Regions from separate parts of the Homo sapiens genome. Here region 2 is linked to region 1. Evidence: read pairs that join two places in POLR2A ChIA-PET (ENCODE). Cell type or tissue: K562. All regions are shown on one strand. Links, peaks and the distances in the headings refer to the core of each region. The heading gives the core; the rest is flanking DNA. Region 1 holds the start of LOC105371929 (a long non-coding RNA gene). Region 2 holds the start of ARHGDIA (Rho GDP dissociation inhibitor alpha).

Region 1 (15,311 bases), core at 3,333-11,332:
TGACCCGGGTGTGGCCGCGCCTGGAGGTCCATCTCTGTGGAAGGCTGGGCTCTCCTCCCCGTTTCACAGATGGGGCGCCCAGGGCTCTGGAGGTGGCTTGCCAGGGAAACCCTCAGACCCCCTGGAGCCGGGTCCTAGGGAAAGTTTGGTGGGCGCTGCCCAGCCTGGCCCTGGCTTGTGGGAAGCAGGCTGGACTGAGGGACTCAAAGTCGTCCTCCCATGGCCGCCCCTCCTCTCCCTGAGTGAGCCCCCCATCCTCCTGCAAAAGGGGAGGTTGTAATGAGGGCACCTGTGTCCCGGCATCTGCCTCGCCAGACACTCTCGCCCTGAGCTACCATCAAGGTCATCAGGCTCTGCGAAGTCACATTAGGCTGCATCTGGCGAGGCTCGATCAAATCAGGCCAGTTGGCGGGATGGTGGAGGTGGACGGGGCCAGGCTCCGATCAGCAACAGGTGCGGGAGCTGCGGGTCCTGGGCAGCGCCGGCGGGGAGGCAGGGGCACAGGGCAGGGAGGAGCAGCGCGATCCCTGGATTCCCCACAGGGTGCGGGGGCAGCAAGGTCTGATGGGGACAGACAAGCCTCAGGCCCGGGGCTGTGAGGGGAGCCTGGGTTGGGGGGGGTGCCCAGAGGGGGCAGGCGTGGGTGCTGAGGGGTGGTCTCAAAGCCCCTGGTGCGGGGTGAGGACCAAGATGTGTCTTGGGTTCCCTGTGGCTTCAAGGAGGGGCTGGGGAGGGAGGCTGGGGGAGGGAGGGGCTGGGAGGGCTGGAGGGGGTCCCGCAGGAAGCCCGGAAGAGGCCAAGCCTGCACTGTGCGGTGGCCCCTGGGACCTCCAGACTGTCCAGGGCCAGGAGCACCACTGGGCTTCCTGCCCCGCGCCTCCCGCCCTGCGTGCCGCTCACGGCCTCAGTGCTCCCCCCGCCAGCGCGGCGGGTGTTTCTCCACCAACTTCCCTGCTGGGCATGGGGTGGTGGCGGCGCACGGCTGTAGGGCTCACCCGGGATGGCCTGGCCTGGACCCAAGTGGACGGGACTCACCACCAAGCCTGGTCTCCCGCGTTTGAGAGGTGCAGGGGTGTCACCGAGACTGAAGGCGAGAAAAAAGCTCAGGGCAGCCGGCAGCAGTTCAGGGCCTCCGGTGAGATCCAGAAGACCCAATCGCGGCGGTGTTCTCTCCTCAGAATGTGTTTATTGAGGTCCTGACCCTCATTTCCTGAGAACGGGGCTGTATTTACAGATATGGCCTTTAAAGAGGGGATTACAGCGAGTCCTGTTCCCACATGACCGCTGGCCTTGTTTTTTTTTTCCTTTGAAATGAAGTCTTGCTCTGTCACCCAGTCTGGAGTGCAGTGTCACGAGCTTGGCTCACTGCAACCTCCACCTCTTGGGTTCAAGTGATTCTTCTGCTTCGCCTCCTGAGCACCTGGGATTACAGGCACCCACCACCACACCCGGCTAATTTTTGTATTTTTTAGTAGAGATGAAGTTTCCCCATGTTGGTCAGGCTGGTCTCGAACTTCTGACCTCAGGTGATCCACCCGTCTCGGCCTCCCAAAGTGATGGGATTACAGGCGTGAGCCACCGCGCCTGGCCCACCCCCACCCCCACCCCCATCCCCCACTTTTTTTATTTTTTGAGACGGAGTCCCACTCTGTCACCCAGGCTAGAGTGCAATGGTGCGATCTTGGCTCACTGCAACCTCCGCCTCCTGGGTTCAAGCGATTCTCCTGCCTCAGCCTCCCGAGTAGCTGGGATTACAGGCGCTGGCCACCACACCTGGCTAATTTTTATATTTTTAGTAGAGACGGGGTTTCACCATGCTGACCAGGCTGGTCTGGAACTCCTGACCTCAGGTGATCCGCCCGTCTTGGCCTCCCAATGTGCTGGGATTATAGGCATGAGCCACCACGCCCGGCCTGAGTCGTGTCCTGAGAAAAAGAGATAAGGGCCAGGCTCAGTGGCTCACACCTGTAATCCCAACACTTTGGAAGGTCGAGGTGGGAGGATGGCTTAAAGCCAGTTGAGCCTGGGCAACATAGTGAGACCCCATCTCTACAACAAAATATAAAAAATTAGTCGGGTGTGGTGACACATGTCTGTGGTCCCAGCTACTTGGGAGGCTGAGGTAGGAGCATCACCTGAGCCTGGGAGGTCTAGGCTGCAGTGAGCTATGATAACACCACTGCACTCCAGCCTGGGTGACAGAGAGAGAGAGACCCTGTCTTCAAAAAAAAAAAAAGAAGAAGCGAAAAGAAAAAGAAGAGAGACTAGGACACAGATACACACAGAGGGATGACTCTGTGTGAGGAGTCAGGAGAAGAGGGCCATCTACAAGCCAGGGAGAAAGGCCTCAGGAGGAACCAACTCTGCAGGCACCTTGGTCTCGAACTTCCAGCCTCCAGGACAGTGGGAGAATGGGCTGCTGTTGGAGCCCTGTTCTATGGCACCTTGTTATAGAAGCCCCGGAAACGAATGCAGCTCCACCACAGCATTGACAGCGAGCCTCATTCCGAAAGCCAGAGTGCAGACGGGGCCAACCCTCGGGCCCAAGCTCTGATCCCAGGGCGGTGGCGTCTGGTCTGCCTCCCGTGTTGAAGTCAGGGCCCCGGTGGCAGCGGGGGGTGGGACGCTATGACCTGGATGCGGTATTTGGGTAGAAGCCTCTTAGATCCCTGCCCTCTGTTCCCTCCGCAGTGGCGGGAGTGGCTCCCACTGCCGGGACCTTGCAAAGGTCTCACCTGAGGCGAGTGTCCTCCTTAGGGTCTGCCTGTCCTCGTCCCCCGCAAAATTCTAGGCCAGTAACTAGGGTGTTCTGTCCCTGCGACTGGAGGGTGTGGGTTATTCTGCAAGGAGCTGCGGCCTGGCAGGACGGGGAGGACGGGTGGAAATGGAGATGGAGGATGCTGGAGGGGAGGGCGGAAGAAGGCCCGCGTGGGGCCTTTATTGATTGAAAGGAGCATTTTCCAAATCCCGGTAAGGATGCCGGGAACCAGGCCGAATCCGCTGCTGGGTCAGCTCCTGGGAGCTTGGGGCAGGTGCACAGGCTGCCTCGGCCCAGTGTCGAGGGAGGGCCGGGAGACGGAGGAACAGGAGTGCTGGGTTGTGTTTTTGAGCTGGGAGGTGCTGGTATTGGAAAAGGACCCGGAGGACACGCTGGTCGCCAGGCGATAAGGAACCACCGGCCCTCAGCATCAAGGAGCTCAGTGTCCCCCTGGGCCAGGGTTGGTGGCAGAAGAGCCTCCCTCGGAACTGGCTCCTAGTATGTCAGGGTGAGGGGACCCCAGAATGGCATCAACAAGGAACGCGTGGCCCATCGACAGGCGGCAAGTCAGGCATGGCTCCCTGGGGCTTGGGCCTCCAGGAGGCGAGGACTTGGTGTCCTAAGGGGCAGGTATTAGCTGTCTACTGCCCGTAACAAATCACCCGACACTCAGTGCCGTAGAAGAGCAGGCATTTATTATCTCCAAGTTTCTGTAGGACAGAAGTCTGGGTCCCCTGCTCAGGGACCTTCACAAGGCTGCAGCCGAGGTGTGGGCCAGGCCCGTGGGCCTCTCAAGGCCCGACTGTGGGGTCCCTTTGCAAGCTCACCCTCCACCGTCTCAGGCCTCGGGTCCCTGACTGCTGGCTGGAGGCCTCAGTTTCTTGCCACGAGGGCTTTTTCTTGGGGCGGCTCAGCACCTGGCAGCCAGCTCTGCTCAGAATGTGTAAGAGAGAGAGAGGAAAACAGAAGCCCAGTGTTGGCGTGACCTCCCCTTGGAAGGACAGCCCGTCACTTTGGCTACAACCTATTCATAGAAGGGAGCCCGCTCCCACCCACACTCCAGGTGGGGGTAACTCACTGGGGCACCAACACAAGTGGGCTCGTGGGGCCACCCTAGAGGCTATGATGGATAGAGGGAGCAATGGATGGGCACACAGGAGTGCCACAAAAGAGACAAGAGTGGGTGACCTGCTGGGCACAGTGGCTCATGCCTGTAATCCCAGGACTCTGGGAGGCCAAGGTGGGTGGATCATCCGAGGTTGAGAGTTCGAGACCAGCCTGACCAACATGGAGAACCCTGTCTCTACTAAAATACAAAATTAGCCAGGTGTGGTGGTGCATGCCTGTAATCCCAGCTACTCGGGAGGCTGAGGCAGGAGAATCACTTGAACTCGGGAGGCAGAGGTTGCAGTGAGCCAAGATTGCGCCATTGCACTCCAGCCTGGGCAACAAGAGCAAAACTCCGTCTCAAAAAATAAATAAATAAAAAAAGAAGAAGAAGAGTGGGTGACTCCTTGCCGACATTCCAGACCTGAGCCTGGTCTCAGGCAGCCACACAAGGAGAGAGGAAACCACACAGGTCACTTGTGAGCTGTGAGTATGGGCCAGGCACAGCGGCTCACACCTGTTATCCCAGCACTTTGGGAAGCCAAAACAGGAGGATTACTTGAGACCAGGGGTTTGAGACCAGCCTGGACAACATAGTGAGACTCTGTCTCTACTACAAAATTTTAAAATTAGGCCAGGTGTGGTGGCTCACACCTGTAATCCCAGCATTTTGGGAGGCCAAGGCAGGCGGATCATGAGGTCAGGAGATGGAGACCATCCTGGCTAACACAGTGAAACCCCATCTCTACTAAAAATACAAAAAATTAGCTGGGCGTGGTGGTGGACGCCTGTAGTCCCAGCTACCCGGGAGGCTGAGGCAGGAGAATGGCAAGAACCTGGGAGGCGGAGCTTGCAATGAGCTGAGATTGAGCCATTGCACTCCAGCCTGGACGACAGAGCGAGACTCTGTCTCAAAAAAATAAAAAATAAAAAATTAGCCAGGTGCAGTGGTATGTGCTTGTGGTCCCAGCTAATTGGGAGGCTGAGGTGGGATGATCGCCTGAGCCTGGGAGGTCAAGGCTGCAGTAAACCGTGATCGTGCCACTGCACTTTAGCCTGGGCAACAGAGAGCGAGACTCCATCTCTAAAAAAGTATTAAACATAGGCCAGGTGCAGTGGCTCACACCTGTAATCCCAGCACTTTGGGAAGCCAAGGCGGGCGGATCACCTGAGGTCAGGAGTTCGAGACCAGCCTGGCCAACATGGTGAAACCCCGTCTCTACTAAAAAGACACAAATTAGCCGGGTGTGGTGGTGGGCGCCTATAATACCAGCTACTCGGGAGGCTGAGGCAGGAGAATCGTGTGAACCCAGGAGACAGAGGTTGCAGTGAGCCGAGATCGTGCCACTGCACTCCAGCCTCGGCGACAGAGTGAGACTCTGTCTAAAAAAAAAAAAAAAGACAAGATGGCAATGCCCATCAATCCTTGTTAAATTCACGGGCACAATTCCCACAAAAAACCAGATGGACCCTGGCAGATGCCATGGACAGCCATAAACTCAGGGGAGCAGCAGCCACACAGCAGCGGCTGAGCCAACTTGCTGTCTTCCCTGGAGTGAGCCACGCAGCGCTGGCCCACAGTAGGTGGAGACGGACCTAGTGAGCATGTTCGTCCCAGCCTGGCTCAGCAGGGCTGGAAGCTGGCATTCACCTGGAGCCCGCTCAGTCTGCAGTCCCTGCCCCGCCCCAGAGTGTGTTAACGCTCCTGCCGTCACCACAATTCTAGTGCTTGAAGAGCCCAAGTATCAGTTGAGATATTATTGGTTGTAAGTCATTGGAAACTCAACTGAAATGGGCTGGAAAGACAAATGGATCACATCACTAGATGATTTGGGGAGCACCCGCAGGAGCAGCTGACTCGGGGGCCGGGCTCCCTCTCCGAAGTTCCCTGTGCTCCGCCCACCGCTGTGTTGGTTTCAGCCCTAGGCAACGGCCACTGTCCTATCATCTGCACCGCCTGCGACTCACACCCCTGGAAGTTAGGAGAGTCTCCCCTCCACCAACCGTCAAACCAAAGTCCCCAGTTGCCAAAGACCAGCTCAGCCCAGGTCACGCACCCTCTGCAGCTCAGCCCGTGTGACTGAGAAGTCCCAGGAGAAGGAAGGGGAAGTGGGTGTCTCCAGGCATCACGAAGCCTGCTCTGCGGGGCTACGTGTGTAGACACAGGCTGGTGGAACGCCTTGCCGGAGAGCAGGGGTGGTTCCAGGGAGGTTCCCAGGTCCCAGCTCCACTCTTGGCTGGAGGAAAGCCTAGGAAGATGCCCTCCCGTCTGCAGGATGGTGCGCGTGACTCAGCAGGGACAGAGCTGCCTTTCCGGGTGCCTGGTCCCACAGGGGAAGCCCCAGAGTCTCCCCGGGGAAGGGACTGCAGTGAGGTGCCAGTAAAGCTCAGACCCCTTGGGAAGCAGTGAGCCTTCCCAGCAGGGTGAGCGTGCCCTCTGCATCACACAGGGAACTCCCCCCAGGAGGTCCTGAGCCTGCAGGAGGGGACGGCGGGCCCTGGGTTCTGCCTGACCCGGACTCGGGGGTGGGTGGATGCCCCTGGAAGGGTGGCCTGCAGAGCCCCCAGTGACCGGGACTCTGGGGACCGCAGGGGCTGGGGCTGAGCTGCAGCCAAGAGACCTGCTGCGGAAGGGGGGACCCCTTGCAGACAGCCCATCACTGCCCTGTTCCTGCCGCCAGGTGTGGCATCGGTGTTGCTCCCGGGTCCGGGCAGTGGTGGCCGCTGCACCAGTTCCATCACTGGGGGCTCTCGGGGTTGGGTGCTGGGATAAAGGCAGGCCCCAAGCTTCTGGGATCATGGGTCTGGAGTTGTCCCTGGAAAATAGAGCTGGACCCCTTTTGTGCCCTGAGGGCGGGTGACCACACATGGTCACAGGGCAGGAGGGTGGATTGCAAGCTGAAGTGGGTTGGAGAGACCCTGGAGGGGTTGGAAGTCCCACGCGGGAGACTCAGCTGAGCCTCCTCTGCACCCTGCCTGCAGCTGCTTCCCCTGCAGTGCCCACCCCCAGAGCCCTGCCAAGTCCCAATGGAGCCCCACAATCATCCCCCAACGTTACTCACCTCAGGCGGCCAGAGTCTCCCCTCCATACTCGAAGCTGCCGGGGTCTCCCTGCTGCAGACTCTCCCTAGCAGGGACCCAGACAGACGGACGCTGGTGGCTGGACAGATGGGCTCCCGGGTCTAGGTTGCCCAGCCCAGCCCAGCCCCTCTGTCTCCAGCGTGGGGTCAGACTCCGGGAAGGATGCTGTGGCCTCCATCCTGTGGTCGGCCTGTCCTTCCAGGCTCAATCAGACGTCACCCCGCAGCCCTCCTGAGTCGCCCGGCCCTGCCGTGCCCTCCCCGAGGGGCTAACGAGGCCTTTGCTCTGGCTCTGGCATCCGCCCATCGGCCCAGTGCCAAGTGGAGTCCACATGGTGCCCGCCCAGCACCGGGTGATGGTGACGGTGACGGTGGTGACTGTGCGGGGCCGTCTGGCCTGTGGAAACCTGATCCTACCCCTGGCCCCGGGGCCGGCTAAGTCCCCAAAAGCCCAAAGCCGGGGTTCTAGTGCTGCTTGGGCCTGGGCTGCCCTCTCACGGAAGCTCTGTGGGCACCTCCTCTGTCAGGCGGCCGCCTGGGCCGGATCTGGACCCCAGAGCTGTGTCATTGCGTATTTGCCAGACCATTCATGTCCCAAGCAAACTGGACAACACCGTCTTTGCCATCTCCCCTGCAGACAGCCTGCAGCAGGCTGGGGTTGGGTGAGGAGGACCCTCCAGCAGGACAGGCCGCCCCCACAAACCGAGCCTGATCACCCTGACCCTGTTTCACCCTGGACAGCCGAGGCCTCCCCCAGGGCTGGCTTGGCATAAAGAAGCCCCCATGCCAGCCCTGCCGGGCAGAACCCCATCTGTCCAGGCTGCACTGGGCGCTGCCACCCTCCTCACCCTGCCTGGCTGGCCATGTCCCAGCCCCATTCCAGCACCAAGCCTTCCTGAGCCGACAGCGCCACATGGCTGCCACCCAGAGGCCACTCAGGGAGTGACAGGCCGCTGGCCAGCCGGGTGGACCATCCACCCCACCGCCTCTGCCGGCTTCTCCTCACTCACCTGTTCACACACTCATTCATTTGCTCAATGATTCATTCATCCATCCTTCACAAGGCTGGGTCCTTGGCAGGCGGGGCACAGAGGAAGAACAGGCCTTGTGGCCGCAGGGACGCAGCCAGAGAAGACACACCCAGCCCTGCTCCCCTCCGGCTTCCTAGTGGGGACACAGCCGATGCCTGTAGTTCTTTTGGATTTTTGGTTTTTCTTGAGACGAAGTCTCACTCTGTCGCCCAGGCCGGAGTGCCCTGGCGTGATCTCGGCTCACTGCAGCCTCCACCTCCTGGGTGCAAGCGATTCTCGTGCCTCAGCCTCCCGAGTAGCTGAGATTACAGGTGCGCGTCATCACAGCCGGCTAATCTTTTGTATTTTTAGTAGAGATGGGGTTTCACCATCTTGGCCAGGCTGGTTTCGAACTCCTGAGCTTAAGTGATCCGCCTGCCTCGGCCTCCCAAAGTGCTGGGATTACAGGCTTGGGCCAATGTGCCCGGCTTAGATGCCTGAAGTTTGTAAAAACAGATAATGTCACAGAGAGGGGAGGTCAGTGGAGGAAGCAAACTGCCCCCTGGATGTGTGGGGGGGCCAGGGCAGACAGGAGGGGCCACGAGGGGCAGGAGGAGGGAAGAGCGTGGGACCCTGAGCAGGGCAAGGGCCAATGGGTGGGAAAGGGGCGGAGATGCACAGAGTGACTTCACATCCACTTCTCGGGTGGAGGGCTGGGGGCCGGGCAGAAGGTAGAGCCTGCATCTTCAGAGACCTCCTGGGCCGCAAGGAGGAGGGGCAACAGGTGAGGATGTGGGTGTGGCCTGGGCAACAGGTGAGGGTATGGTATGGCCTGAGTGGCAGGTGAGGTGTAGCCCTGGCCTGGGTGGCAGATGACATGGCCTGGGAGGAGGGTGGTGGGGCAAGGCGCTCTACACGTCTCTTTCCTGGGTCCACCCGTGCCCCAGCGTTCCCCTGCCCCCCACCCCAGGGCATCCCAGGAGTCTCTGGAATCACGCAGAAGACTCAGGACTCTTCAGCTTTTACAGGCAGCCTCCCGTCCTCTGGAGGCTTCCCAGGGGAGGGGCCGCTGGTGTTACTGGTTGGAAGGTCTCGACTGTGAGTTGTTTAGGTTCTTGTGTGCAGAACAAAGAATTGAACACGCACAAAGAAAGCAACAAAAGAATGAAGTAACGAAAGACAAGACAAGCAAAAAACGGAGTGACGAAAGCACAGATTCATTGAAGACCACAAGGTGCAATTCACAGAGAGGCAGCGGGCGGAGCAGGCGGCCCCAGAGCCTCTATGGCAGTGCTCCCCAGGGTTTTTAGGAAGCCAGGAGAATTTGGTAACACCCCAGGTGCCCTTTAGAGGCCTCCAACTGGTGACTCCTTATGAAGGACTGGCTCACAGCCAATCAGAGGCTGAAGTGGAAACTGTCTTGTTACCATAGGAGTGAGGCCCAGTGTTACCCAGAACCAGCTGCCTTTGCTGTTCTCTTGCTCACGCCTCAACCCTGGGTCACCCCAATTATTCCCTCCTCTCCTGCCTCACTGCGAGAGAACAAATCAGTCAATGCTTCAACCTGTGTCTCACCTGCAGAGAGGCTCCCGAGGCACTCGTCCTTCCCGGCAGCCCTGCCCTCTTGTCTTGCCTGGCCCTGTCTGCGCCCCAGTGCATACCTGAACCCCCATGTTCTCCTTTGTCTCCTGCGTCTGGGCCCATGGGGAGCGCCCGGGCAGCCGGCAGGTTGGGGGGAGGGCGCGATTCTGCTTCAGGCCCCGCGGATTCTCCTCTGCCCCAGCGGGCGCACATTTGGGCACCAAGACTGCACTTCTGCGGGGCACGGATCCGGGGGAGGGCAGGTGTCTCTCTAGGCCTCAAATCCAGGCCAGGAGCAGGGGGCGACTGGGCTGGGAGTGGGGAGCACCGCCTGGAGCACCAGCAGACAATGGGCGTCCTCAGCTGTCACCCCCTCCCTCCATTGTCTACTTGGTTGCCTGGCTGTTTTGTTTTGTTTTGTTTTTTTGAGACGGAGTCTCGCTCTGTCGCCCAGGCTGGAGTGCAATGGCGCGATCTTGGCTCACTGCAACCTCCCGTTCCCAGGTTCAAGCAATTCTCCTGCCTCAGCCTCCCAAGTAGCCAGGATTAAAGGTGCCCGCCACAACACCCAGCTAATTTTTGTATTTTAGCAGAGACGAGGTTACACCATGTTGGTCAGGCTGGTCTCCAACTCCTGACCTCAGATGATCCGCCTGCCTCCGCCTCCCAAAGTGCTGGGATTATAGGCATGAGCCACTGCGCCTGGCTCCTGGGTGTTTTTTTTTAATGGCTTTACTGAGACATAATTCACATACCACACAATTCAGAATGCGTCCAGCTCAGCGAGTTTCTGCATCTTCAGAGCTGTGCAGCCGTCACCGCAGGCAGTTTTAGATCATTTCCTCATCTCAGAAAGAGCCCTCCACCCTCCAGCTCCCGCCCCCTTCCCGCATCCCTCCCTCCCCAGCCCTAAGAGCTGTCTCCACAAAGTCGCTCAGGATGCCCCTGTAAGTGCTGCCACACAGCATCTGTCTGCTTATTTCACACAGCACAGTGCCCAAGGTCCGTCGGTGCTGCCGTGTGGATCAGAACTTCATTCTAAGGCCCAAGAGTCCACTGCATTGGGCACAGGACCCCCTGTGTGACCAACCTCTGTTGATGGACACAGCTGTTTCCGCCTCTCTGTGATTATGGATGTGCTGCTATGCACAGGCGCGCACAATGTTTTATGTAGACTCTTTTTTTTTTTGAGACAGAGTCTCACTCTGTCACCCAAGCTGGAGCGCAGTGGCATGATCTTGGCTCACTGCCACCTCTGCTTCACTGGGCACAAATGATTCTCCAATCTCAGCCTCCAGAATAGCTGGCACCGCAGGCACAAGACAACGATGCCCAGCTAATTTTTTTTTTTTTTTTTGAGATGGAGTTTCATCTTGTTGCCCAGGCTGGAGTGCAATGGCGTGATCTCGGCTCACTGCAACCTCCGCTTCCCAGGTTCAAGCGCTTCTGCCTCAGCCTCCTGAGTAGCTGGGATTACAGGTGTTAGTCACCACGTCCAGCTAATTTTTCTATTTCTAGTAGAGACGGGGTTTCACCATGTTCATCAGGCTGGTCTCAAACTACTGACCTCAGGTGATCCGCCTGCCTCGGCCTCCCAAAGTGCTGGGATTACAGGCATGAGCCACCACGCCTGGCAATTTTTGTATTTTTTAACGAGACAGGGTCTCCCTGTGTTGCCCAGGCTGGTCTTTAATTCCTGAGCTGAAAGTGATCCATCTGTCTAAGGCTCCCAAAGTGCTGGGATTACAGGTGTGAGCCAATGCGCCTGGCCGGACGTCTTCATTTATCTTGGGTCCTCACCTAGGAGTGGCATTGCTGGGTTGCACGGCCACTGTATGTTTAATTGTTTGAAGAACCACCAGCTGGGACGTCTTCTTTAAGCCCAAACCTGACCCACTGCTGCCCTGTCCAGGCCCCTCCCAGCTCTTCACTGCGTGACCCAGCTCTGCCAAGGACTCAGACGTGGCCCTGGCCGATACCTCCCACCATGGCTTCCATTGTGTATATTTGTTTATAGAGTCTTGTGCCATGCATATTTTTAAAAATATTATATAATCAAATGTGTATCTTTTCTATAATTCACGGGTTTTAAATTTTGCTATATCTTGTTAAGGGAATGCTCTTTATCAGATCAAGGAATTGTTCTTCTACTACTAGGTTGCAAAGCAATTTTTTTTTTTTTTGAGATGGAGTCTTGCTCTGTCACCCAGGCTGGGGTGCGGTGGCGCGATCTCAGCTTACTGCAAGCTCCGCCTCCCGGGTTCACGCCATTCTCCTGCTTCAGCCTCCCCAGCAGCTGGGATAATAGGCACACGCCGCCATGCCCAGCTATTTTTTTTTTTGTATTTTTAGTAGAGATGGGGTTTCACCGTGTTAGCCGGGATCGTCTCGATCTGACCTCATGATGTGCCCACCTCGGCCTCCCAAAGTGCTGAGATTACAGGCGTAAGCCACCGCGCCCGGCATTGCAAAGCAATTTTTAAAAATTGCAAATGAGGCCAGGCACGGTGGCTCACTCCTGTAACCCCAGCACTTTGGGAGGTTGAGATGGGTGGATCACGAGGTCAGGAGTTCGAGACCAGCCTGGCCAACATGGTGAATCCCCGTCTCTACTAAAAATACAAAAATTAGCCAGGCATGGTGGCGGTCACCTGTAATTCCAGCTATTCAGGAGGCTGAGGCAGGAGAATCACTTGAACTCAGAAGGTGGAGGTTGCAGTGAGCTGAGATCATGCCATCGCACTGCAGCCTGGGTGACATAGCGAGACTCTGTCCCCAAAAATATAAATAAATTAAATTTTTTTTTAATTAAAAAAATAAAAGTTGCAAATGAGTATTTTTCTTTTTTGAGACGGGGTTGCACTCTGTTGCCCAGGCTGGAGTCCAGGGCCACCATCACGGCTCACTGTAGCCTCAACCTCCTGGGCTCAAGCAATCCTCCCACCTCAGACCCCCAGTAGCTGGGACCACAGGTGTGCGCCCTGTGCACATATGCACCATGCTTGCCTAATATTTTCTTATTTTTTTAGATGGGGTTTTGCTACATTGCCCAGGCTGATCTTGAACTCTTGAGCCCAAGGGATCCACCTGCCTTGGTCTCCCAAAGTGCTGGGATTGCAGGCATGAGCCATGACCCCTGGCCCCTGCAAATCAGTATTGAATTGCACAAAATGCTGTTTCTGTAGCTGTTGAGATGCCTGCAGAAATTTTATTCTTTAATTTTTTTTTTTTTTTTTGACGGAGTCTCGCTTCGTGCCCAGGCTGGAATGCAATGGTGCGATCTTGGCTCACCGCAACCTCTACCTCCCAGGTTCAGGCGAGGGTCCCGCGTCAGCCTCCTGAGTAGCTGGGACTACAGGCACACTCCATGATGCCGGGCTAATTTTTGTATTTTTACTAGAGACGGGGTTTCACCATGTTGGCCAGGCTGGTCTTGAACTCCTGAGCTCAGGTGATCCGCCTGCCTCGGCCTCCCAAAGTGCTGGGATTACAGGCGTGAGCCACCACGCCCAGCCTCCTTTACTCTTAATGTAACATGCAGATAACATTAGTTAGTTTCCTGACATTGAAATTCTGATATAACCCCTACGTGATCATGAGGTCTGACATTTCTTATATGCAGCTGACTTCAATTTATTAATAGTTTATCTAGGCTTTCTACATCTACAGTCATGAAACAGATGTGTCTTAATTTTCATTTTGGAGTTGAGATCATGCTAGCCTTCTGTGAAAATTTCAAGACACGGATTTTTCTGTTCCATGAATGTTTGGTAAAAATTCACCCGTAAAACCAGCTAGAGCTGGCCAGGTGCGGTGGCTCACGCCTGTAATCCCAGCACTTCGGGAGGCCGAGGCAGGTGGATCACCGGGTCAGGAGATCGGAGACCATCCTGGCTAACACGGTGAAACCCCGTCTCTACTAAAAAATACAAAAAAATTAGCCGGGCGTGGTGGCGGGCGCCTGCAGTCCCAGATACTCAACTCAGGAGGCTGAGGCAGGAGGATGGTGTGAACCTGGGAGGCGGAGCTTGCAGTGAGCCGAGATCACACCGCTGCACTCCAGCCTGGGTGACACAGCGAGACTCCGTCTCAAAACAAACAAACAAGCAAAAAATGCTGGATACGGTGACTCATGCCTATAAATCCTAGCACTTTGGGAGGCGGAGGTGGGCAGATCACCTGAGGTTAAGAGTTCAAGACCAGCCTAGCCAACATGGCAAAACCCCATCTCTACTAAAAGTAAAAAAATTAGCCGTGGCAGGCACCTGTAATCCCAGCTATTCAGGAGGCCGAGGCAGAAGAATCGCTTGTACCCAGGAGGTAGAGGCTGCAGTGAGCCAAGATCAGGTCACTGCACTCCAGCCTGGGTGACAGCGTGAGACTCTGTCCCAAAAAAAAAAAAAAAAAAAAAAAAGAGCAGACACCCAAGGGTCAACAAACCCAGGAGCAAAACCAACACCACAAAACAGGCACACACAATACACCCAGGAGGTAAAACTCGGGCCCAAAGCCAGCAGAGCAAACATGAGAAGATACCAGGAAAAGTATAATGAACCCGGTCTCCAGAGAGGCGGCAGCACGTCACAGCCAATACACACCAAAGATCGGCTCTTTCTCCCTCTCCTCATTGTCTTCGCGTCGTCAGCTTCGGCCTGCGCTGACTTGCCTCATGGTCACAAGATGGCTGCCAGCAGCCTCCAAGGCCATTTGCTGCGTGGTCCACGCACGACAGGAGCAGAGCTTCCGCCGGTAGGGCCCGGAGTGTCGTCCTTGCCCAACCCACAAGCTGGCAGAGAAGTTTCCATCCCGGAAGCTACAATAAACATCTTACATATCATTGGCCCAGTGTGGGTGACAGGCCCATGCCTAAACCAGTCACTGTGGGCCATGCCGACTGGTTTAAACCAACCCTATTCATGCTGGGAGCTGGGGTCAGGCCCTGGTGCCCTTGAGGCCCAAGGACTGGGGTGGGGTGGTAGCTGCTTGAATAAAACAGCAGGCATTTTACTAAGGGGTGGGGGGCAGGATGTCAGATGACCTGAAGCATCACGTGACTATTTATTTTATTATTTTATTACTTTATTTATTTTTGAGACAGTTTAGCTCTGTAGCCCAGGCTGGAGTGCAGTGGTGCAATCTTGGCTCACTGCAATCTCTGCCTCCTGGGTTCAAGTGATTCTCCTGTCTCAGCCTCCCGAGTAGCTGGGACTACAGGTGCGCGCCACCATGCCCAGCTAATTTTTGATTTTTAGTAGAAACGGGGTTTCACCATGTTGGCCAGGCTGGTCTTGAACTCCTGACCTCAAGTGATCCACCTGCTTCGGCCTCCCAAAGTGCTGGGATTACAGGCGCGAGCCACTGCGTCCGGCCTGAATTGCCACATGAGTATTTATGCACACCCAAAACAAAATGACCCGGAAAGGTAGAACATAAGGCAGGTACGGTGATATTAACATCAGACAAAATAGAAGTGAAAACAACAATGATTACATAGGACCTAGAAGAATATTCCATCACTGAAAAAAAGAATGGTCTGCCAAACGTAACTGTGTGACCATCAGAAGTGTGTCCACAGAGGCTGGACTGCATCAGGGCTCCCAGGGCATCTCTCCTCACGTCTTGCCATCAGAACTGGGTCACATGGAGGCCGGGCACAGTGGCTCATGCCTGTAATCCCAGCACTTTGGGAGGTGGAGGTGGGTAGATCATTTGAGGCCAGGAGTTCAAGACCAGCCTGGCCAACCTGGTGAAATGCCATCTCTACTAAAAATATAA
Region 2 (15,411 bases), core at 3,509-11,508, 130 kb before region 1:
CCCAGCTACTCGGGAGGCTGAGGCAGGAAAATTGCTTCAACCTGGGAGGTGGAGGTTGTGGTGAGCCAAGATCGCACCACTGCACTCCAGCCTCGGGAACAGAGCAGGACTCCATCTCAACAAATAAAAATAAACAAGGTTTTTAAATAACAAAATTATTTTAAAAGTTCATCCTTTTAGTAATGCAAGAAAGCCAGTTAATGTGATGCCATCATTTTAGGACGTAGCATTGGCAAAGACATATATGTCTGTCTGTCTTTTTTTGTCCTTTTTTTTTTTTTTTTTTTTTTTTTGAGAGACAGGGTCTCTCTGCTGCCCAGGCTAGAGCGCAATGGTGCCATCTCAACTCACTGCAGCATCTGCCTCCCAGGTCCAAGCAATAATTCTGCCTTAGCCTCCCGAGTACCTGGGATTACAGGCACCTACCACCAGGCCCGGCTAATTTTGTATTTTTAGTAGAGATGGGGTTTTTACCATGTTGGCCAGGCTGGTCTTGAACTCCTGACCTCAGGTGATCCATCTGCCTCAGCCTCCCAAAGTGCTGGGATTACAGGCGTGAGCCACCGCACTTGGCCTTTTTTTGGTTTTTTTTTTTTGGAGACAGAGTTTTGCTCTTGTCACCTAGGTTGGAGTGCAATGGCGCTATCACGGCTCACTGCAACTTCTGCCTCCCGGTTTCAAGCAATTCTCCTGCCTCAGCCTCCTAAGTAGCTAGGATTACACGCATGTGCCACCATGCCTGGCTAGTTTTATATTTTTTAGTGGAGACCACGTTTCACCATGTTGGCCAGGTTGGTCTTGAACTCCTGACCTCAGGTGATCCACCCACCTCGGCCTCCCAAAGTGCTGGGATTACAGGCATGAGCCACCATGCCCAGCAACAGGATCTCCTTTTGTCACCAAGGCTGGAGTGCAGTGGCATGATCACAGCTCACTGCAGCCTTGACCTCCCAGGCTCAGGTGATCCTCCCACCTCAGCCTCCAGAGTAGCTGGGACTACAGGTGTGCGCCACCATGCCCAGCTAATTTTTGTAATAAACCCTTCGATTTACATGAACAAAAATTTTTTTTTTGAGATGGAATTTTGCTCTTGTTGCCCAGGCTGGAGTGCAATGGCACGATCTTGGCTCACTGCAAACCTCTGCCTCACGGGTTCACACCATTCTCCCACCTCAGCCTCACGAGTAGCTGGGACTACAGGCATGTGCCACCACGCCCGGCTAATTTTTGTATTTTTAGTAGAGACGGGGTTCCACCACATTGGGCAGGCTGGTCTCAAACTCCTGACCTCAGGTGTTGCGCCTGCCTTGGCCTCCCAAAGTGCTGGGATTACAGGCGTGAGCCACTGCACCCGGCCTATGGTGAATAAATTTTCAACAAAGGTGGTGAGACATTGCATTGGGGGAAACGATAGTTTCTCAACAAGGGGTGCCAGGACAGGTGGATGTTCCTACACACAGAAAAGATGTTCACTCCATACGAAAAGTTAACCCAAATACGGACTGTATATCTAAATGTCAGCAAACATAAAATATAGCAGAAGATCACAGAAAAAATATGAGAGAGAATCTTTACAATATCCGGTTGGGCTAAGAGTTTGTTTTTGAGACAGGGTCTCTGTCACCCAGGCTGGAGTGCAGTGGTACAATCATAGCTGACTGCAGCCTCGACATCACGGGCTCAAGTGATCCGCCTACCTCAGCTCAGGAGTTCTTAGGATAGCAAAGGCATGCACCATGTGGAAAAAACTACTGCACTAGAATAAAAGGTTTTGCCCTTAAGAAGACATCATTAAGAAAATGAAAGACAAACCACATAAAATGTCTGCAAATCACCTATCTTTTTCTTTTGGAGACAGAGTTTTGCTCTTGTTGCCCAGGCTGGAGTGCAATGGGGCAATCTCAGCTCACTGCAGCCTCTGCTTTCTGGGATCAAGCGATTGTGTTGCTTCAGCCTCCCGAATAGCTGGGACTACAGGCGTGCACCACCACACCCGGCTAATTTTTGTATTTTTGGTAGAGACAGTTTTTTTGCTATGCTGGCCAGGCTGGTCTCAAACTCTTGGCCTCAGGTGATCCGCCTGCCTCGGCCTCCCAAAGTGCTGGGATTACAGGCGTGAGCCACTGCACCCAGCCTCATATATCTGATAAAGGACTGTATACAGGATATGTAAGTACTCATAGCTTAATCAGACAGCCCAATTAAAAATGAGCAAAAGATTTAAATAGGTTTCTGCCCAGGAAGACTCATTGGGGAAGTGCAGGTGCGACTCACAGTGTGACACGACACTGCTTCACACTTGTACAGCTGGGATCAAGCACAGCAGGTATTGCTGAGCCTGTGGCCACCTGGAGCAGCCCAGCGTTGCTAGGGGGTGCAAAGTGGCACACCTACATTGGAAAACATTTGGGGACTTCCACTCAGGAATCTACCCAAGAGAAATGAAAGCACATATTCATGAAAAGGCTTAATGCAACATTTATAATGGTTTATAATATTCGTAAATGTTTATGGCAGTATTATTCATAATGGACAAAAAAGAAACCAAATATTTGCCAACTGGAATGGTTACAAACAAAATGTATACCCACACAATCGAATCTTTTATTTATGTATTTATTTATTTATTTTGACAGAGTCTCGCTCTGTCGCCCCGGCTGGAGTGCAGTGGCGAGATCTCCACTCACTGCAAGTTCCGCCTCCCGGGTTCACGCCATTCTCCTGCCTCACCCTCCCGAGTAGCTGGGACTACACGCACCTGCAACCACGCCTGGCTAATTTTTTGTATTTTTAGTAGAGACGGGGTTTCACCGTGTTAGCCAGGACAATCTCGATCTCCTGACTTCGTGATCCGCCCGCCTCGGCCTCCCAAAGTGCTGGGATTACAGGCGTGAGCCACCGCGCCCGGCCCAACAGTTTTTTTTTAAAAGCACTTGGGTTATTGGAAAGTTGGGCAACATGATCACCTGCACAGGGGCTCTGAGTCTTTAACAGTGAAGCATTTCACACCTGATTAGGAAACGCTGTGCTGATGACATGGCACTGACAGTGTGACTCAGTTACAGAAACTCTCAAATATCCCTCCAACATTCAGAAATTTTCAAAAGACACCAAGCTCGGTATTTTGCATAGTTCTGTCCCCAAAAATGCCCTCCTGTGTTCATGTCTGTGTCTGAACAAAGCAGCTGTGCGTGTGTGTGTGCGTGTGGTCTCCACTTCTCTTGATCAGCCTGGGTTGCCTGGCAGTATGGGCCAAACAGACAGGGCCCTGTCTGCATGGAGCTCAAGAGTGATTAAAAGAGGCTGGGTGGCCGGACATGGTGGCTCACACCTGTAATCCTAGCACTTTGGGAGGCTGAGGCAGGAGGATCGCTTGAGCTCAGGGGTTCAAGACCAGCCTGAGCAACATAGTGAGACCCTGTCTGTACAAAAAATAAAAAATTAGCTGGACATGGTGTTGCACACCTGTAGTCCCAGCTACTCGGGAGGCTGAGGTGGAAGGACTGCTTGAGCCCAGGAGATAGAGGCAGCAGTAAGCTGAGATTGTACCACTGCACTCCAGCCTGGGCAAAAGAGCAAGACCCTGTCTTGAAGAAAAAAAAAAAAAAAAAAAAAGATTGGGCACCCCGGTGGTTCATGCCTGTAATCCCAGCGCTTTGGGAGGCTGAGGTGGGTGGATCACCTGAGGTCAGGAATTCGAGACCAGCTTGGCCAACATGGTGAAACCCTGTCGCTACTAAAAATACAAAAATTAGCTGGGCATGTTGGCTCACACTTGTAATCCTAACTACTCGGGAGGCTGAGGCAGGAGAATCGCTTGAACCTGAAAGGTGGAGGTTGCAGTGAGCCGAGATTGTGCCATTGTACTCAAGCCTGGGCGACACTGAGACTACGTCTCAAAAAAATAATCAATCAATAAATAAAAGAGGCGTCCACGTTAACGAGTCCACAGTCCTAACAAGTGCTGCAGGCTGGACGCGGGGCAGCGTCCCACCCAGTGTCTGGTGCAGGGCATTTAGGGGCTTGGCCTCCAGGAGAGGCGAGCCCGGGGCTGGGTGCGAGCACTGCTGCTGGGCCAGGCCACTCACGTTATGCGGCCGTTCCTGATACTTCAACACGGCCCTTGTGGGCGAATGTGTGGAATCTCGGAACAAGCGGAGTGGGGAACAGGGCTCTGCGGTGAAGCCCAGGCTGAGGCAGCCCCTCATCTGCTCACGGTGCCAGGAGCTCCCTGCCTCCTGGTCCTGAGGAGCCGCGGGATTCCTCAGGGACACTAGGGCCTCTGCAGCGGCGCCTGCGCCAGGCAGCCACGCGCGCTGCGCACGAATTCTGTCTCAGCCTGGAGAAAAACACCTCCGCTGCGCCCTCGCCCAGCACCAGCTTTCCGCGGGGCGTGCAAGGGGCTCCTCCTAGCCCCACAGCCCTGTCTTTCCACGGGGGACACCAAGGCCCTGGAACGGCCCGCGCGCCAGCGCTCTCGCCCGTGTTTAACGAGAACTTAATCCCCGTGCCCGTTACCTCCCCGAAGTCCCGGGACTAGGTGACTAGGCCCCGAAGCAAGAGTCGCAGTCGGACCGACTGGGCCGGGGAGGGCAGCGCACTGCACCTGCGCGGGCTTCCACAGCCCACGCGGCCGCCGCAGGCCTCGAGTGGGCGCGGGTTGGGCAGCGGCGAGAGGCGGGACCGGACCTCGCCTCCCGGGTGCGGGCGCCCTGGGCTCGCGTAGGGAAGTGCCCTGGCTTACAGAGGTGACCACTGACGGGGCTTGGGGTGGAAGGTGACGACGCCAGAACCCACGCGGAACGCGCCCACGAGGCCCAGCCGCAAGATGGCGACGGCGTGCCCCCGGCCACCCGCGCGCCGCGCATGCGCCCTGGCCTTCCCCGCCCGAGTGAGCGGAAGTCTCGTGACCCCGGAAGTGACAGGCAGGGCGGGCGGGGCGGCCGACGACGTTCGTCATTTAGTGCGGGAGGGATCCTGAACCGCGCGGCCGAACCCTCCGGTGAGTGGCCGTGGCGGGGCGGAGGCGGCGGGGCGGAGGCGGCGGGTCGGGGCGGGGACCGGCGGCGCCGGCGGGGGCGGGGGGCGCTGAGGTGGGGGCTTCCGCCTTTGTTCGCGCCCCGCCCTGAGCCCGCGGCAGGGTCTCGGCGGGCGGGGGCGCGGTGACAGCGGGCCAGGGCGGTGCGGGCTAGGGCGGGGCCGGGGCGGGACCGGGCGGCGGCGGCCCCGGCCCCACGTGCGGGTCCCGGGCCGGAGGGGCGGCGGGGACCAGGGGAGTGCCGGCCCCTCCCGAGCGGTCCGGAGCTTCTTTCATGGCCGCCGAGGCGCGTGGGGCCCGGGCCAGACCTGAGGGCCCCTCCTTGGGGACGCGGGGGGCGCCGGGCCGGCAGCCGCGGTCCATCGCGTTCGGGGGCGACGCGGGGATTGGGGCGCGGCCTCCCCCAGCGCCCGGGCCACGCCCGGCACGGATTGCGGGCCCTGCGGAAGTGCGGGCCGCGCCCTAGGATCCCGGCGCCTACGGCTATCCTCGCGCGGCGCGGAGGCCCCAGCCCCTGGAGGAAGCAGGGCGGCCTGGACCCCGGCCTGGGTGTCCCGGGTGTGCTGCTCCCTGACCCACCTCCCACGCTGCCGGGAAGGATCTGAGCCTGACAGATCCCCTGCCGGGTCAGTGCTGCCCCGGGCACTCCGGGCCCACCATCTACAAGAGGGCCCGAGAGTACTGAGTGGCTGTGGTAGCTCCCAAGTTGTAGGTCACAGACCCTCACAATTGTGGAGAAACCGCAGATACTTAGGATCCCCGTGTCCAGGTGGCCCCGTGCGGTATTCTAGCTGCCCCTAACATCCGAGCTCCAGGGGCATCCTGTTTGAAAGATGACGCTGAGCCGACCACACACGTTTACATGTGACTACCACGGCCAGAGGAGCAACCCTACTGAGGGATACCGAGCCCCGTTACCCCGTAGGGCGAGGGCCTGGGCAGCTCAAGAGCGGCAAGACCCTAAGAGAGGGTTTAGTGTGGGCCCCGCCGGTTGATTCTGGGGCCTGCTAGCCCCGCCCCACACATACAGGGGGCTGCTGCCTCCTCCATCGTGGAGGGGGAGGTGTGTCCTCTCTCCCCATGATCGGCTGCAGTTCCCATTTTGTCTTAGATGTTATACCTGGGGTGGGGGCACCTCACACTGCCCCAGAGGATGCCCCTGAGCAGGAATCGCGGGGGTGGAGAGGAGCGAAGGTGGCCCCCTTGGAGCCCTTTTGGAGCTCCGGCTGCAGCCCACACTCCTGCTCAGAAGTGCGCCTCCGTTGGGGATCCAGGTCCAAGGCCTGTCACCGTCCCGCCCACAGGTGTCCCGACCCAGGCTAAGCTTGAGCATGGCTGAGCAGGAGCCCACAGCCGAGCAGCTGGCCCAGATTGCAGCGGAGAACGAGGAGGATGAGCACTCGGTCAACTACAAGCCCCCGGCCCAGAAGAGCATCCAGGAGATCCAGGAGCTGGACAAGGACGACGAGAGCCTGCGAAAGTACAAGGAGGCCCTGCTGGGCCGCGTGGCCGTTTCCGCAGGTGAGTCTGGGCTGCGGGAGCCGGGTGGCCGCCCGTTCACTCCAGCTGTCTTGCCGCTCCCCAGCCCCTACTTCCACTGGTGGGGGTGGGGCCCTCACCTGCTGTCACTCCCCAGACCCCAACGTCCCCAACGTCGTGGTGACTGGCCTGACCCTGGTGTGCAGCTCGGCCCCGGGCCCCCTGGAGCTGGACCTGACGGGTGAGTGCCCTGCGGCCGCGGGGGTCCGGGCGGCCCCTGGTGGGGATCTCGGGAAGTGCAGCCAGGGGGCCGCGCAGGGCTGGGGCTTCGCGCAGGGCTGCTGGGCAGTCATTGAGGGGGAGGTCCCCCCAACAGGCGACCTGGAGAGCTTCAAGAAGCAGTCGTTTGTGCTGAAGGAGGGTGTGGAGTACCGGATAAAAATCTCTTTCCGGGTAAGCTACAGGCTGCTGTGGCCAGGGAATGGAGGCGGGGCTGGGGCTGGGGTCCGGACCGACCTTCCCTGATCCTCGCTTCGGGTCCTGCAGGTTAACCGAGAGATAGTGTCCGGCATGAAGTACATCCAGCATACGTACAGGAAAGGCGTCAAGAGTGAGTGGGGCCCCGGGCAGGGCAGAGGGGGCCGCTTGGGTGCGTGCTGCCAGGCGGGGAAGCGGGGCCGCTGACCGCCCTCTTCCTTGTGCCGCAGTTGACAAGACTGACTACATGGTAGGCAGCTATGGGCCCCGGGCCGAGGAGTACGAGTTCCTGACCCCCGTGGAGGAGGCACCCAAGGGTATGCTGGCCCGGGGCAGCTACAGCATCAAGTCCCGCTTCACAGACGACGACAAGACCGACCACCTGTCCTGGGAGTGGAATCTCACCATCAAGAAGGACTGGAAGGACTGAGCCCAGCCAGAGGCGGGCAGGGCAGACTGACGGACGGACGACGGACAGGCGGATGTGTCCCCCCCAGCCCCTCCCCTCCCCATACCAAAGTGCTGACAGGCCCTCCGTGCCCCTCCCACCCTGGTCCGCCTCCCTGGCCTGGCTCAACCGAGTGCCTCCGACCCCCCTCCTCAGCCCTCCCCCACCCACAGGCCCAGCCTCCTCGGTCTCCTGTCTCGTTGCTGCTTCTGCCTGTGCTGTGGGGGAGAGAGGCCGCAGCCAGGCCTCTGCTGCCCTTTCTGTGCCCCCCAGGTTCTATCTCCCCGTCACACCCGAGGCCTGGCTTCAGGAGGGAGCGGAGCAGCCATTCTCCAGGCCCCGTGGTTGCCCCTGGACGTGTGCGTCTGCTGCTCCGGGGTGGAGCTGGGGTGTGGGATGCACGGCCTCGTGGGGGCCGGGCCGTCCTCCAGCCCCGCTGCTCCCTGGCCAGCCCCCTTGTCGCTGTCGGTCCCGTCTAACCATGATGCCTTAACATGTGGAGTGTACCGTGGGGCCTCACTAGCCTCTAACTCCCTGTGTCTGCATGAGCATGTGGCCTCCCCGTCCCTTCCCCGGTGGCGAACCCAGTGACCCAGGGACACGTGGGGTGTGCTGCTGCTGCTCCCCAGCCCACCAGTGCCTGGCCAGCCTGCCCCCTTCCCTGGACAGGGCTGTGGAGATGGCTCCGGCGGCTTGGGGAAAGCCAAATTGCCAAAACTCAAGTCACCTCAGTACCATCCAGGAGGCTGGGTATTGTCCTGCCTCTGCCTTTTCTGTCTCAGCGGGCAGTGCCCAGAGCCCACACCCCCCCAAGAGCCCTCGATGGACAGCCTCACTCACCCCACCTGGGCCCAGCCAGGAGCCCCGCCTGGCCATCAGTATTTATTGCCTCCGTCCGTGCCGTCCCTGGGCCACTGGCCTGGCGCCTGTTCCCCCAGGCTCTCAGTGCCACCACCCCCGGCAGGCCTTCCCTGACCCAGCCAGGAACAAACAAGGGACCAAGTGCACACATTGCTGAGAGCCGTCTCCTGTGCCTCCCCCGCCCCATCCCCGGTCTTCGTGTTGTGTCTGCCAGGCTCAGGCAGAGGCGCCTGTCCCTGCTTCTTTTCTGACCGGGAAATAAATGCCCCTGAAGGAGCTGGGGGTGTCTGCTGCTTGGCTTCTCCAGGGTGTGGCAGGGGAGGGCCTGGCTCCTCTACTGCCTCACGGGCTTTAGGAGACAAAGGGGAAGATGGGGACCCTGGTGGGGTGGTGGGAGGGGAAGGGCAGGGCCCCCTTGAAGTGCTGTGGCTGCTGGGCCCCTTGCAACTATCTGGGGAGAAAGGAATGTGACTCCCAGCTACAGTAGCCCTAGGCAGCAACAGTCTAGAACAGTGCAGAAGGCCTTGGCTGGGGTTGCCCCTCCTTGCTAAGGGAATGGGAAGACGGGCCTGGCTTGTGTAGCTCATGCTGCCAGAGGGAGAGCTGCTTGATTCCCTGGCCGGGCTTGGAGGTGTCGAGTTGGCCCAGCTGTGCGCGGGCCCTCCAATGACTGGATCCCAAGGAAACCCAGGGAGGAACAGGCCCAAGCCAGGGTCGGCCTTGTGGCCCCTGGCGCACGTGGATGCAGCTGTGGCTGAGGCAGGAAGTAGGTGCCCAGGCAACGGGGGCCACGGAGGCGCCTAGAGCACCAGCCCTTCACAGCCACAGCCGCAGCCAAGTGCCCTCCAGGATCGGGCAGTGCCAGGAGCCCAACAGCGAAAAGGCTTGGTGTGATGGGATCGGCAGGAGACAGGGCATCCTCACTGCGGTGTGGTGTGAAGGGGCTACTGGGGGAACCACGCAGGGCCTCCTGGGGCAGGTGCGCTCAGCCAGGGGCCCCAACTGCTGCAGCATCCAGGAACCCCAGCTCGTCCGTGTCTGCAGTCTCCAAGAGCCCCCGGGAACTTCAAACCCATGCCCCTCTACCCTGCAGGGGGAAGAGGCAGATGAGTAACCAGGCACCCCTTAGAAGTGTCCATTCAGAAATTCTTTTTCTGGCCTGATGCGAGTTTCAAAATCTGCCTTCTGTGGTATAAGGTGTTGAGGAAAATACTTCACACACACACGCAGCTGGGCTGGGCAGCTGCTACCCCGGGGCCCTCCTACTGGTCATTCTGACACAGGCCATACTGCTCTGGGGTTTATCAGCAGGGTGGGCCCCGCAAGGGGCTTATCTCCAGCTGGGGTGGGCAGGGAGATGCCCTCATGCTTCAGGTCACTAACTACACACCTGTGCCAGGGCAGTGCGTGCGGGCACCACTGCCACCTTGCCCCATCCTTGCTAGGCCTTTGTGGGGGCCGCAGAGGCTGAGCCTAGAGCTGACCGTGTCAGACACCCCAACAGAATGGTGCCTTCCTGCAGAAGCTGGTCCAGACCCAGATCTGGAAGCAGCTATAGAGAAAGCCTGGGTCAGCCCCCAGCCCTTGATTCCGCAGGGAGCAAAGACCCTACCGAGCCTTTCCCAGAACTGCTACTAGCCCCAAGCGAGGTGGTCTCGTGTTGCGTTGCTGCTTCTGCCTGTGCTGTGGGGGAGAGAGGCGGTGGGGTGGTGAAACCACAGGATGGAGGCTAATCCCACTGGACAGACACCAGCACAGCCAGGGAGGATGAGCTCCGAGGCAGCAGCCCCTGCCAGACAGTTTCTCCCACGCTCCCAGTTCACTTCTTACATGCTCCAGGGGAGTCCCCAAGCCCAGTGCCAGGGTGTTGTCAGCAGTTCGGCTCATCGGGCAAGGGCCTTCTGAGCTTGGGCTGAGCCAAAGGGCTTCACCTTCTTGCTCCTGGATTTTCCCAGCTTTGCTAGACATGTGAACTCAGACCCAGGTGCCAAGCTGTACGGGCATGCTGCCAGCAGCCAGGACTTTGGGCTGGCCCCTCCCCTGGTGCAGGATAACATGAGGTGGCACCTGCACAGTGGGCATGACGTGTCTCTCGGGTCCCAAGTCTAACCTGATCCTCGTGGCCCCACCTGGGACCTGTTTGTATGGCCTGGCGCTCCAGAGAGGCCTCCTCGCCTCCAGCAGCCTGCGCCTGCAGTCTCCTCTCCCAACCTCCACAGGTCCGTGGCTCCCAGCAGTCCCCTAGCATCCACCTCCTCAGCCACCCCCAGGTGGACACTTCTTCCATTCAGGAGAGTGACAAGTCACAGTGCCAGCCAGTGCTAGGTCAGGGTCTGGGATGTGACCAACTAACCATGGGTTACTGTGGTTTCTGAGAACCTTCTCTGTGCCCAACACTGCCCTGCACCATAATGAGCGCCTGCCACACTCCGCAGGGCCCACACTCACCACCGCGCTGCTGCTGGATTTCTCACCTCCACTCCGGGCACAGCAGGCTGCTGCTCAGTGGGAACACAGGAGGGACCTCGGAGCACTGCCCAGGTATCCATGAGCCTGCTGTTGTTACCCCCACCACACCTTCGACCGGACTGAAGGTTGAAAGGGAGCTGTTTTGCTCTGAGAACTCTACTTTTAAGAGTAGTAGCTGGCCAGAAGCAGATCACTTGAGCTCAGCAGTTCAAAACCAGCCTGGGCAACACAGGAGACCCCATCTTTAAAAAAATAAAAATTAGGTGGGCATGGTGGTGCACAACTGTAGTCCCAGCTACTCAGGAGGCTGAAGCAGGAGGATCACTTGAGGCTACAAGGCAGAGGCTGCAGTGGGCCATGACTGCACCACTGTGCTCCAGCCTAGGTGACAGAGTGAGACCCTGTCTCAAAAGAGTAATATTGTACACACAGTACATTTCAAAAACTGCATCAATCAAAACATTTAATCACAAACCAGTTGGCTGGGCATGATGGCTCACGCCTGTAATCCCAGCACTTTGGGAGGCCGAGGCAGGAGGATCACGAGGTCAGGAGTTCGAGACCAGCCTGACAAACATGGTGAAACCCTGCCTCTACTAAAAATACAAAAATCATCCAGGGTTGGTGGTACACGCTTATAATCCCAGCTACTCAGGAGGCCAAGGCAGGAGAATCGCTTGAACCTGGGAGGCAGAGGTTGCAGGAGAATCGCTTGAACCTGGGAGGTGGAGGTTGCAGTGAGCCAAGATCACGCCACCACACTCCAGCCTGGGCAACAGAGGGAGACTCTGTCTCGAAAAAACAAAAAACAAACAAAAACCAACTAAGCAACATTTAATGGATCCCTTCACCAAGCCTGAGACTCCCTAAAGGATGTCTGGAGCACCTGTGATGATCCAAAGAAATACCAGCCACAGGAGGGCTCTGACCCCCAAGGGCACACTCCTCGAAGGGCCTGGGCATGAGGTGAACACAGCCCATCTTCTCACCCTAGGGTTAGAAGGCACAGGAGCAGGCCTCAGGAAAAGGACATCAGCCCTCTGCAGGTGCCCAGCGGAACCAGCCTGCATTCTTGGGGGCAGGACCCATGCCCTGCACATTTCCATCCACTCAACAACCCCCATAGAGGGCGTCTCAGGCCATCGCAGACCAGGCTTCCTCCTCCAGCCTTACCAGAAAGTCCACCTTTGCTGCACCTGTCAGGTTGGTGTAGGAAGCCAGTCCAAGGGCAGAGGCACCTTGAGAGGACCCTATGGGCAGCCATGGCATCTGTCTAAGATACTGTGATTCGGCTGGGCGTGCTGGCTCACATCTGTAACCCCAGTGCTTTGGGAAGCTGAAGAGGGGAGGATCCTTTGAGGTCAGGAGTTCAAGACCAGCCTGAGCAACATAGCAAGATCCTGTCTTTAAAGAAAAAAAATGCTGCCATCTATCTAGATTAGTGCTGGTTGGGCACCTGATTTTCACAGGAGAATGTCAGGTCGGCCACAGCCACCTGGGCTGCTGTTCTGTAGCCCTGCCCTCTGCTACCCTGGCTAGGCCTTCACCCACACTGAGGTGTGTTCCACTGGCCCAGAGCCAGCCTGAGACTCATCCACGGCCACTGGGATCCTTGCCTGGTCTGTGTGCCTTGAGTATTCACCACTTGGTCCCAGTTTTCATTGTCTGTGAACACTTTTCCTTTTTACTTTATGCTCTGGCCTAAGCTGCCGCCAAACCATCACAAGCTAATCAACATTATGGTATGTCAAATCTCTTCACTCTTCCCCCAACAGTGGACAAAACACAAGCTACAATATTTAGGCATCTGAACTCTGACCTCGTATCTAGATGTGGTACAAATATGGGCTGGGGTTTTATGTAAGATACAGGGTCTCTGTCACGCAGACAGAAGTGCAGTGGTATGATCATGGCTCACTGCAGCCTAGACCTCCTGGGCCCAAGCTATTCTCCTGCCTCACCCTCCAAAGTAGCTGAGATTATAGGCATGCAACACCATGCCCAGCTTGTCTCAGGCCCCAAACTGTGGTCTGTACAACAGCTCATGGCAACCACAAAAACGTTGGAAGATAGTGCAGTGACCTGAAGCAATTTCCATCATCCAGAGAGCAGAAGGAACAATGCCTGCAATCAAAACCATTTATGAAGAGATGGTGTTTCCTGAGTGGGCTCCAGGCCAGTGCTCAGGGAGGCACATACTCATATTCCTTCTTGGCCAGAAAAGTCACCCGGAGGAAGCAGACAGTTCTCCCAGCAGGTACAACTTATGCCGCTGACTGACCTTTGCTCCGCTGGCACTGGGGGGAAGGGAACAGGGGACCCAGTCTTGACCACAAGGAGCTCATATTCTAGTGGAGGGAGTTCCCTGTCGGAAGGAGAAGCATGTTCTCAGGAACAACTGATCAACAAACAGAAACTCTCAAAGTACAAAAGCAACTTACTCTACGTTTTACCATTTCAAAAGTCAGGATACTATTGCAGTCAATGTGTATACATTTAACATGGGAGTACCTCCCTTTTGCCTGCCAAGTTTCAACTTTAAAATCAGTGGCGGTGCCGATTCCCAGCGGAGGAAAGTGAGGAGGAATGGAGAGGGCAGGCACCTGGGGAAAAGGAGAGCAGCAGATTCCAGGCAGTGAGGGAGACGGAGGGCTGCCAGTGTCCAACACTAACAAAATGCAGACCATCTATGTAATTTTAAAAGTTTCTAAAAGCCACGTTAAAAGATAGAAGAGGAGGCCTGGTGCGGTGGCTCACGCCTATAATCCCAACGCTTTGGGAGGCCAAGGCGGGTGGATCACCTGACGTCAGGAGTTCGAGACCAGCCTGGCCAACATGGTAAAACCCTGTCTCTACTAAAAATACAAAAATTAGCTGGGCATGGTGGTGCATGCCTGTAATCCCAGCTACTCGGGAGGCTGAGGCAGGAGAATCGCTTGAATCCGGGAGGTGGAGTGAGCCGAGATCGCCCACTGCACTCCAGCTTGGATGACAAAGTGAGATTCTGTCTCAAAAAAATAAAAAATAAAAATTTTAAAAAAAGGACATTTTTTTACTATTTTTTGAGATAGGGTGTCGATCTGTCGCCCAGGCTGGAGTGCAGTGGTGGGATCATGGCTCACCGCAGCCTCAGCCTCCTGGGCTCAAATGATTCTCCCACCTCCACCTCCCAAGTAGCTGGGACCACAGGTGCACACCACCGTGCCTGGCTAATTTTTTTAATTTATTTTTTGTAGAGACGGGAGTCTCACTATGTTGCCCAGGCTGGTCTCGAACTCCTGGGCTGAAGGGATCCTCCTGCCTCGGTCTCCAAAAGTGGTGGGATTACAGGAGTGAGCCACACAGCACCTGGCCTCAATATTATTATGTAATCCAACATATGCATACAGAATATTTCAACATGTAGTAGTCAATGTAAAGTTATTAACGAAATACTGTACCTTCTGTCCTCCAGCCCCTACACGCACACTTTTTTTTTTTTTTTTTTGAGATGGAGTCTCGCTCTGTTGCCCAGGCTGGAGTGCAATGGCGCGATCTCGGCTCACTGCAACCTCTGCCTCCTGGGTTCAAGCGATTCTCTTGCCTCAGCCTCCCGAGTAGCTGGGATTACAGGCGCGCGCCACCAGGCCCTGTTAATTTTTGTATTTTTAGTAGAGACGGGAGGTGAGGGGGTTTCACCATGTTGATCAGGCTGGTCTCGAACTCCTGACCTCGTGATCCGCCCGCCTCGGCCTTCCAAAGTGCTGGGATTACAGGCGTGAGCCACCGCACTCGGCCCCGCACACTCAGTCTTAGAAGTTTGATGTGCATTGCGCACTCACAGCCCGTCTCAGGTGGACTGGCCATATTTCAAGTGCTCAGGAGCCTCGGTGGCGGGTCGAGTCGGGAGGCAAACCCAGCTGCTGCCTTCGGAGTGAAGCAGCGCCCAGGGTATTTCCACAGCTGTGTAACAGCTGCGAGGTCTCCTGAGCCGACCAGAGCATCTGAGAAGCACCAGAGAAGGGGCAGCGTCACAGGATTTGGCAACCCGTGGGAAAGGAAGGAAGAGATCGCACAGGGCAAAGGGCCGCTCCCTGAAGGCCTTAGCGGGGAGTACCTTTCCTGCGGCCGCTCCACGCATGAGCAGCGTCTTCCTGGGGCCTGGGAGCCGGCAGGTCCCCGGGGCCCAGGTCCCGCCCCTCCCGCCCGTCTCTCCAGCCCCATTCTCCTAACCACCCGCCCTGTGCTCGTATCCCCTCCGAGGCTTCCTCGCACTGTGCGCACGATTCCCATGCCCAGGCCCTGCCGCCATGCCTCGGTGAGTGTCTCGCGTGACCTCGCGGAGCGCGTCGGACCGGGCCGGCTATCCCACACCGAGCCCACCGCCGACCCTAGGCGGCCAACCCCACCTTCCACGGCCGCCGCCGCACGCTTGACACGCGCGCCGGAAATTGCGTCACCCCAACTTCCGGTCCGGGGGCCGGGGGGCGTGCCAGTTGGGTACGCGGTCCAGTCAGAATGCAACACGAGGGGTTTCGGAAGCGCAGCCGCAGCTCCGCCCCTAAACTGGGAACTCCTCCCCACTGCCACGTTCGACGAAGGAACGCGCAGAGTGCGCGCATCCCTTGGCCAATCAGGAGGCGCAGAGTCCGTGCTACCG

Evidence for each region. ChIA-PET counts read pairs that join two places held together with the same protein. Peaks named below come from ENCODE experiments on the same cell type or tissue, not always from the same donor. Only the 100,000 strongest peaks of a DNase experiment are listed, where the experiment ranks them.
Region 2: POLR2A ChIA-PET joins it to region 1 with 12 read pairs; 19 of 35 experiments call an interaction of 5 or more read pairs at or near these places.

Annotation. Positions count from the first base shown.
Region 1 is chr17:81,726,467-81,741,777 of GRCh38, reverse strand. LOC105371929 (a long non-coding RNA gene) reads right to left here and starts at 10,463. Exons shown (of 3, transcript XR_935049.2): 1 at 7,956-10,463; 2 at 5,923-6,992; 3 at 3,432-3,688. RefSeq lists an enhancer at 9,150-9,686 and a silencer at 11,407-11,626. In K562, for the core only: a CTCF peak has its summit at 7,873 (motif pointing left); DNase peaks (open chromatin) are centred at 5,817, 6,130 and 7,867; H3K4me3 peaks cover 712 bases.
Region 2 is chr17:81,860,889-81,876,299 of GRCh38, reverse strand. ARHGDIA (Rho GDP dissociation inhibitor alpha) reads left to right here and starts at 4,963. Exons shown (of 6, transcript NM_004309.6): 1 at 4,963-5,002; 2 at 6,343-6,559; 3 at 6,675-6,758; 4 at 6,894-6,970; 5 at 7,064-7,127; 6 at 7,225-8,579. The coding sequence starts at 6,370. The coding sequence ends at 7,424. It overlaps LOC124904086 (a long non-coding RNA gene), which reads right to left and starts at 15,190. Exons shown (of 2, transcript XR_007065950.1): 1 at 15,161-15,190; 2 at 8,544-13,137. RefSeq lists enhancers at 3,816-3,915, 4,366-4,435, 6,376-6,555, 7,186-7,335, 7,050-7,678 and 4 more and silencers at 4,616-5,025, 5,226-5,655, 6,686-6,895, 7,496-7,545, 8,256-8,345 and 2 more. In K562, for the core only: CTCF peaks have their summits at 4,808 (motif pointing right) and 6,797 (motif pointing left); DNase peaks (open chromatin) are centred at 4,199, 4,899, 6,799, 7,549 and 3 weaker places; H3K4me3 peaks cover 3,471 bases.